2 separate regions of the Homo sapiens genome follow, and region 2 is linked to region 1. The links are chromatin loops, found by intact Hi-C in ENCODE. Cell type or tissue: PC-3. All regions are shown on one strand. Each heading gives the region's core, and the rest is flanking DNA. Links, peaks and the distances in the headings are about the cores only.

Evidence for each region. Peaks named below come from ENCODE experiments on the same cell type or tissue, not always from the same donor. Only the 100,000 strongest peaks of a DNase experiment are listed, where the experiment ranks them.
Region 2: it touches region 1 in a loop (11-fold over the local background); 16 of 110 quality-filtered maps call a loop at or near these places.

The regions. Positions count from the first base shown.
Region 1 is chr20:20,858,128-20,862,522 of GRCh38, forward strand. No RefSeq gene overlaps it. Among named protein-coding and RNA genes, the nearest start is that of LINC03083, 110 kb to the right of the region's middle. In PC-3, for the core only: a CTCF peak has its summit at 2,261 (motif pointing right); a DNase peak (open chromatin) is centred at 2,234; H3K27me3 peaks cover 628 bases.
Region 2 is chr20:21,613,210-21,617,604 of GRCh38, forward strand. It overlaps LINC01727 (long intergenic non-protein coding RNA 1727), which reads left to right. Exons shown (of 4, transcript NR_109880.1): 3 at 2,174-2,318; 4 at 2,453-2,513. The region is part of intron 3 of LINC01726 (long intergenic non-protein coding RNA 1726); the gene reads right to left. Among named protein-coding and RNA genes, the nearest start is that of LINC01727, 45 kb to the left of the region's middle. In PC-3, for the core only: CTCF peaks have their summits at 2,533 (motif pointing left) and 2,734; a DNase peak (open chromatin) is centred at 2,522; H3K27me3 peaks cover 1,528 bases.

The sequences.
Region 1 (4,395 bases), core at 258-4,257:
AAACCCTTAAAACTTGGTTAAAACCCTTAAAACTCATTGAATCTTTTTTGTTCATTCTTTGAACTTCCCTTCTATGTTCTTCTATTCTCTCCTATGTTCTACTTCTCTTTCTGTGTTCTATTACCAGAAATATACCTGTTGCTTGCTAATTTTATATGCCTACTCCTAAAACCTTAACAAGTGATAATGAGAAAAGAAAACATATTTCTTTGAGCTCTATCCCTGGGCAGGGAACTTTCTGGAACTCTGGTCCTCCCAACATTTCTCAGCACCTGAGCGGGAGGCATCTCAGCTCTGCTCACCAACGAGATCTCCCAGTTAAAGCATGGTGCCTGTCATCTTCTGGCTCCACTTGGAGATGTCTGTGGTTGATTATTTTGCTGCTGATGCAGCAGTGTGAGTAGGGAGGCAAGCTACTGTCACCAAGGAGCTCTTTCCTGTTAGCCCTAAAGGGACTAGTATTCCTCTTTATTGGCACTGCCTCTCACTGCTGCTGAAACTCTCCATGCTGCCACCCAAGTTATTCACATATTGATTCAGCAAATAGTCAGAACCATGGATAACCCACTGTATACCAGGCTCTGCACTAGGCACCATGGATACAATGACTGGCTCCTGCTCTGTCCTTATAGAGCTTAAAGTTCAATGTTGGATGCACACACAAAATTCACAATGCAAACAGAGGAGGCTCTTCAGACCTAAGGTTGATTGGAAGGATAGATGAGAGGTCCCACTGGCCTGGTAAGCTAAGCTGAGGATTTTAGTTGTTTTTCAACAAGCAACAGAAAATCTTTGAAAAGTTTTGTTGTTGTTGTTTGTTTTTTTTTGAGATGAAGTCTTGCTCTGTTGCCCAGGCTGGAGTGCAGTGGCACAATCTCAGCTCACTGCAACCTCCACCTCCCAGATTCAAGCAATTCTCCTGCCTCAGCCTCCTGAGTAGCTGGGATTATAGGCACACGCCACCATGCCCAGCTAATTTTTGTATTTTTAGTAGAGATTGGGTTTCACCATGTTGGCCAGGCTAGTCTCAAACTCCTGACCTCAAGTGATTCTCCCACCTTGGCCTCCCAAAATGCTGGGATTACAGGCGTGAGCCACTGTGTCCATCCCTGAAAAGTTTTAATCCAAAGGGCAAGCTGGATCAGTTTGGGATTTGGGAGAATACTCTGACTCAGGGTGGAAGAGCGGATTGTAAGAAGGACAAATGGAAATGGGAAGAAGTGCTGGGAGGCTGCTGTGAGGGCACAGGAGAGACAGTGTAGCATGGACTGGGTCTGGCTGTGGCAGAGATGGGGAAGAGCACCACATCCCGCCAGTGTACAGGGCACTACTGCTTCAGGGCAGCCTGCGCTGGCCAAGAACCACAGCCATGTTTGCTCTGCACCAATCCAAGGAGATTCTCTCTGTTTTCCTATTGTGACAGTCTGAGATCTTGGTCCCAAAGAAGCGTTGATTTACACTATCCATTCTAACATGTGCCTGGGAGGTCAGCCCCATCACTCGTCAGTCGTGTTCAGGGATGTTGCAATCCAGAGATGAACACAGCTTGGGCTTCAGCTGGCTACCTACAGGGGGATGGTAATGCCTAGGGGATTGGCTGGTTGTCAGAGAATGGAAAATAAGCTATGTTTTGGAGGCACAGGAAAATTTCAGAATCACCATTTGGTAACATTTCCATTATGTAACAGTGGACAGTTAAACAGATACGTTTCAGCACACTGTAAGCCGGGTGGGTGGCCCAGAGTTTCTATGTAGAAACCGTTGTTGGGTTGGAAGCGGCTGGTAGTGAGGTGGGGACCTTGAAGCCACATGTCTATTTCACCTCTTAGAAGGCTGAGAAAATGTCAGTTGCTTATATTTTTAAAAATGGAGGACTTGATGGAAATGGGACAACGGGACAAAATCGCACACACACACACACACACACAAACACACACACACACACCCCTTCCTCATGCCCAAGGGTCCTGCCTGGAGCATCCGTTTTCTACGATAAAGGTTAAGACAGTGCTGTTGACAGGTGCTTTAAAAGCATAAGGAACTAACTTCCTGGGACAGTCATGAGAAAAGCAAGACATTGCTAAAAATATGCACTCTTGCCCATTTGGGCGACGGTCTAAGCTCCTGAAAGCTTAGACAGTAGAAGACAAGTTAGTCATCGTCATTCTTTTCTGCTGATTTCAACCAAAGTAAGTACCCGTTTCCTCTGGGATCTAGCCCCTCAACAGCTGTTAGCAAAAACTAAGCCAGCAGGGGGCGCACAAGCACAGCAATGCTTGCAATACTGCCATTGGCCATGATTCTCTCCTGCCTCTGCAAGATAGAAATTAGGAAGGGAATGACTGTGGCGTTAGGCTGTACATGGACTTAAAGAGGCATGTAGAATCCTAAAAAGCAACATGAATTCTTTTCACTGTTGGAATGGAAGGCAATTTATACAGCATTTCTTAATTGCATTACATAGCATCTCTTAATTGAAATCAACTAAAGCTTCCTTAACTATTATTTTTAAAATTTAGTAGGGCAATTAAAAAAAAGAAAGTTATTATAGCTCTCAGCCATAACAACTCAAATAGCACATATTTGGGAGAAATGATAAAGAAAAAACTGGAAATACTGGATTCCTTTCTCAAAGCTCAAAAAGACAATGAAAGGGATGAAGGCAGAAATGACACTTAAGCAATAAACACATTCAAGTAAACATCAGTTTCTGAACACACTCCATTTCCATTGGCATCTGAGCATAGATCTTAATTCAAGAGGTTTAACCTGCTTCAGAGAAAATGAATAAAAGAGAATGTAGCACAATGCTTGAAGATCTTCACATTTATAGACTGGTGAACTCTCTCACCCACACACTGTAATTTGGGTGGCGTTCCTTCAAAACTATTAAGGCATCTTCATTGGAGCTGGGGTAATTCTAAGCAACACTAATGGTGTGCTCGATGTTACTGTAAGTGAGATAAATGATAGCAAACTTGTATGAGCAGGTGCATCTAATAACAGAGGCGTAGAAGCATAATACAGCAAGAAAGAAATGTTCAAATGCAGAAAATAAGAGCTCACGGAATCACTATGAGTGTGTTAGTGTGCATTACGGAGTGAACGATGTGTGTGTCTGACCACTTTGTCCACATCTCTATCTCTGGTGCACCCAACTTCTTTGAAAAATCAGAGTCAAAACCAGTGAGAGGAAGCCCTCATGTGTTTTCGGTCTCCACTTCCAGAAAACCTCAAGACATTTTTATTGGAGGAATAAAGAAAAAGCCCTTGAATTACAGAGTACTCAATGGGTCTAGGAGAATGAGTCTCTAATACTCACTCACATTCAAGGGAAATGACACATTTATCCATTTCAGGCTCAACTCTTTTAGACTGAAGAAAATCTAAAACAAATAGATATGGCTTACAGCATTGCCCATCTAATTAGTTTTCTTCCTGCACCAAAGGTGGTTGATGTTATGTGTTTTCTCCATATCCCGTGAAAGAAAGCTCTGGAGAACTTAGCTCACTTCCTCTAGAGAGAGTTCTTGAAGAGGAGGGAAGAGATGGAGCTGGCAAAATTTGGGCAAATATTCTTAGTCTTTGGCATAGAAATATATTGAGGAGTGAAAAGAAGCACTAAAAAAAAAAGACACCATCTTTTGGCCTCTAGTCCTAAGAATTTTAAGATTGTACTTTTTTTTTTTTTTAGATGAAGTCTCTCTCTATAGCCCAGGCTGGAGTACAGTGGTGCGATCTCCACTCACTGCAAACTCTGCCTCCCAGATTGAAGTGATTCTCCTGCCTCAGCCTCCTGAGCAGCTGGGATTACAGGTGTGCACCACCACGCCAGGCTAATTTTTGCATTTTTAGTAGAGAGAGGGTTTTGCCATGTTGGCCAGACTGGTCTCAAACTCCTGGCTTGAAGTGGTCCATCCGCCTTGTCCTCCTGAAGTGCTGGGATTACAGGTGTGAGCCACCATGCCTGGCCAGATTGTACCTTTAAATGACTCAATAGAAATGAGTTTCAGTAAGACATCATTCTGTGTGGGAAGCCACTTGCCTAGTTCTCTCAGAACTCCAGAACCCTGGCTGTAATAACTGGGCAAGTTTCATTCAACCGTGGTGGCCACACACAGTCCCTTTGTGTAAGGTTTGTGAATTTGAAATCTTTAGAAGATAACAAAAGAACTTGTAAATGATTGGACCCACACCCAGAGAGAGAGAGACCTGTATACATTCTTCCATGCAGAAAATAAACTGGAAATCTAACGCACAAAAATATTTTTGAAACCACATTATCGAGGTATGATTGACTTGTATAAAGCTGTGTGTAATTAATGTGTACAACTTGATGAGTTTGGGGAGAAGCAGACACCAGTGAAATCATCACTACCATCAAGGCCATAGACA
Region 2 (4,395 bases), core at 142-4,141, 750 kb after region 1:
AAGACATATCTGTAAGTGGGAACATGGAAGTGTCTCAAGATGCACTGTTGACCGAGGAAAGCGATTTCCAAATAATACACGCAGCACGATAGCATTGCTGAAGGAAACAGAACCTCATAAACTACAAAGCGTGACCACAGGTTTTCTAAGGGTACATACCTCATAGAAAATAATTTGTAGTGCAACATCCAAAACGATGACAATATCTCCTGTAGTAGGAGAGGAGGAAACCGAGAGCAGTGGTGCTCAAAGGGGATTTTTAGTCTTACTTGTAATTCTTGGAGTTTTTTTTTTAATGAGGAAACATTACTCATGTCTTATTTATGTAGTAATAAAATCATGTCAGAAATCTGGGTATACTGATGAGCATGACTATCACCCCGGCAACGTCTATCTGAGTAAAGGCCAAATAAAGACGAGAGAAAGAGACAAGAGCACTCACAGAGCAGTGCTCAAGGCCAGGGCCCATGACTCCAACTGCCAGAGCCTCTAGCTCCAGCTCCACCCCACAACCCACCCTGGCTGCGGCAGCCCTCAGAGGTTTCCTGGGCTTGCTGCCAGCTGTGGGGTTAGGAAGTTAAGAGAATGAACCCTGGAGCCAAGCCACCTGGCTTCCCATTTTTCCAATCTTTCCAAGCGATGCGATCCCTGGGGAAGTCAGGCACCCCTCAGTGCTTCAGCTCCCTTGAGTGTCAAGTGGGTACAAAAATATGGGGGTGTTATGGGAGTTAAATTAAATCATATGACCAAAATTTAGAATGGTACCTAGGACAGAGACATCTCCAAGTAAATATTATCTGCTACTATTAATCTTCAAAAGCTTTTTTTTCTTCCCTAGAAGTTTCTTTAGGGACTCAGATGTTTAATTTCCACTAAGACCAAGCCAGCTCCAAAGCCTCCTCCTTTATTTCAGATCCTTGATAAGTAGCAACATGGGAAGGTTTAAAAGAAAGTCAGGTCCAACATTTCCTTGTATGAATGGAGAAACTGAGGCCCAGAGACGCAAGTCTCATTGCTGATCCTCCCAGGAAGTTAGCAGAAGAGCTAGCCCAGACGTCCTCCCTCCTGACCCCTCTGGCCAGCTCTGTGACCATTGGCACTACACACTCCTCTGACAGAGGAAAGAGCGGGAGCTGAGCTGGGCGCCCTGGCTTATGCTTGGAATCCCAGCACTTCGAGAGGTTGAGGCAGGAGGATTGCTTGAGCCCGGGAGTTCAAGACCAGCCTGGGCAACATGGTGAAACTCCATCTCTACCAAAAATATAAAAAATTAGCTGGGTGTGGAGGTGTGCACCTGTAATCCCAAGCTACCTGAGAGGCTGAGGTGGGAAGATCACGTGGGACTATAGTGAGACATGACCACGCAACTGCACTCCAGTCTGGGCGATGGAGTGAGACCTTGTCTAAAAAAAAAAGGAAGCTGGAATTGGCTTGTGGAACAACAGAATTGTAATTTTTCTCAAAAGACTGACTTATTCCACTTTGGAAAATGGGCAAAATACTCCTGCAGCTCCGGCAACATTCTATGGGGTCCTCAGTTATGACCGTGACAATGGTACAGACAGGCTCGACCCTGCTGGTGCCACAGAGCAGGGACTGTGGGAGCCTGAAGATGAGCTTTCATGGCTCCAGGACAGGACAGAGAGGAGGCACCTCTGCAGGAGGCTCGGAGATTGAGATGTGCTCATTGCAGGCAGGCAGCTGTCCTTCCCATGGATGAGAGCAGCCCCTCTCTTCTGCAATATTGACCAGCAAAGAAAACAAAAACCATCTTCATACTTTTTCAGTAGAAAATGAAGCAGTTTATTTAATATTATTTGGATAACAAGCCTCCACATGAACAGGATTCGAATGTCAGTTGTCTTAGGGGAAAAAAGATTTATTGGTTGGTAAATATTGAGAAAGAAAAGCTGATAAAGAACAGTTTCAGCTGCGGCTTCTGCCCGGAGCAGGAGAACAGGCCTGTGTTGTATTTTGGGGCCCTGGGAAGGCAAAAAATTGTGAATGTCTTTCTTTGTTGGTGGGTGTAAAAGTGGAGCCCGCTACAAATAATTTCTTATTTCTTGTCGCATAGATTTTAAATTATGTAGCTTCCCTACCTTGTTAAGTATTAAAGCGGTCTTGTTTAAGGAAGAGACACTTAAATAATGAAGCTTATGTATCTTGTTTTCAGACATCAATATCTGGCTTTGAGTGGCACAAAGAAATAAAGGAATGTGGATTCAGACCTCACTGGGATGCTTGGCAATTCTAATTCTACCCCAGACTGCAAATGGACACACAACTGTTGTGACTTTTGTTGAAGAGGAGAAGGATGGGTGAGCATGTGACGTTGGGAAATTGTATTTTCTTCTTCGAGTTCTTCTGTTTCCGAATATTTAATCCTACTGTTTTCTTCTTTAGTGAAGGTCTCTTTAGTCAATAATCTCTTTGCTGAAATTGCTTCGGGCAGCACAGAAGCTGGATTCAGAAGCACACAGGTCTGGGGATGCAGGCTTCGGCCAGCCTGATGCAAGGAAAGACTGCCATCTCGTGGTCAGCTCAATCCTGGCACCTTGGTGAGGGACCAGGCTGCAGAAAACCAGGCTTGGGGAGGAAACGGTGCTGCAAACTGGATTTCTGCCGGACAGTGTGGATGCCCTTAGAAAACACCCAGAAAAGAGCTGAGTGCCCCCCAAGGTAGGCTTCAGTGAATCCTCTGCAGGTGTGTTGTCATCCCTTGAGCCAAACACATGCTTCACACACACGCTGCAGGCTGCGTGAAAATGAGGTAGAAATGTGGGGAAAACATAATCCCATGGAGAGAACAAAGAGCTGAACACGTAAATGCCTCCGGCGTGCCTGGCAGAGAGAACACTCAGGCTGAGAGAAGGGACAGTGACTTGTACCAAAGGTAGGCAAGTAGCCTCTGGGGTCTCAATCAGCAGGGCATCTGGTCAACCCTTCAGACAAAGTCAGGTCTGAGCAGGCAAGATCCATGGATCTGATTTATTAATATTTTTACAATTAAATAGAATCTGATTGTAAAACTGTTACATGTGTTGTAAGAAAAAAAGAAAAAAAGGAAGGATATAGAAATGTACAAAGAAGGAAATAAAAGACTGGAAGCGTCCTCACCTTAGGGACCCATTATTAACGCTTAGGTGGCCAATCTTCCAGACATCTTGCTACGAATATATTCAAACGGGAATTAAAAATGTACTTTTACACAAGTGCAATCAGACCTTGTACTCCTCTATCCCATAACCTACTTTTTCATTCAACACTATGACAGAAGCGTCTTTCCAGGTCCATAAATAAAGGTAGGCCTCATCGTTTTTTATCAATTACATAAAGCTAATGGTATATAATACTGATTTCATACCTGCTATATGCCAGGCACATACATGGTCTTGCATAATCTCATAATGACTCTACAGAACGGGAGTTTGTATTATGCCCATTAAGCAGATGAACAGGCTGTGGCACAAGAAAATTGATCAGCACTGCCAGGGTATCTGACCTCAGAGCCCAGGATCTTGACTAGTAGGCTAGAAATGAACATAATTTACTTACCAGTTTTCCAGTGATGGACATTAAGCCATTTCCTACTTTTCTGGTATAAAAAATAAGATTGCAGTGAAACTTTAGGGCATATACATCTTTGCACGTTAGTGAGTTCTCTCTAAGTTAACCTGAAAGCGGTGGGCTGTGGAGTTTGTGGGTCAAAGTGTATGCTCGATTTATGCTTTACTATGTGCCCGACTTCCCTCCAGGCAGCATGTGCCAGCTCACACTCCCAACAGCTGCGCAGGAGAATTTCCAGTGCCCCACGACCTTGTCAATACTAGGCTTCCTCATCAGTTTTTTCTCTCCTTTATTTTTCTTTAGGAAAAAAAAAACAGCCTTTGAAAAAAATTGTACGAACAAGTGCAATGTGTGCTTGTAAGTGCTTCACCAAATGTAGATCCACCCGGTGTTAACCTTTTGCCACATCTGCTCTCTATTAGTTTTTATCACACTTTGGAATTATCTATAGACATCATAACACTTGATGCCTAAATGCTTTGGTGTGTGTCTCTTAAGAACAAAGACACACCCTTACCTAAGCATAATATAATTGGTACACTTGGGAATTGCTAAAATACATTGCTAAAATACAGTTTTCTAATACAGAATCTATATCAAGTCATTGAATAAACACACTTCTTGACTTAAAATGAGATTACATCCCATAAACCCATAATAAGTTGAAAAAATGTAAGTAAAAATGCATTTAATACACTAAATCTGCTGAATATTATAACAATTTTGCCTACATTAAATGTGCTCAGAACACTTACATTAGCCTACGGTTGGAAAAAATTATCCAACACAAAGCCTATTTTATAATAAAGTGTTAGATATCACATGTAA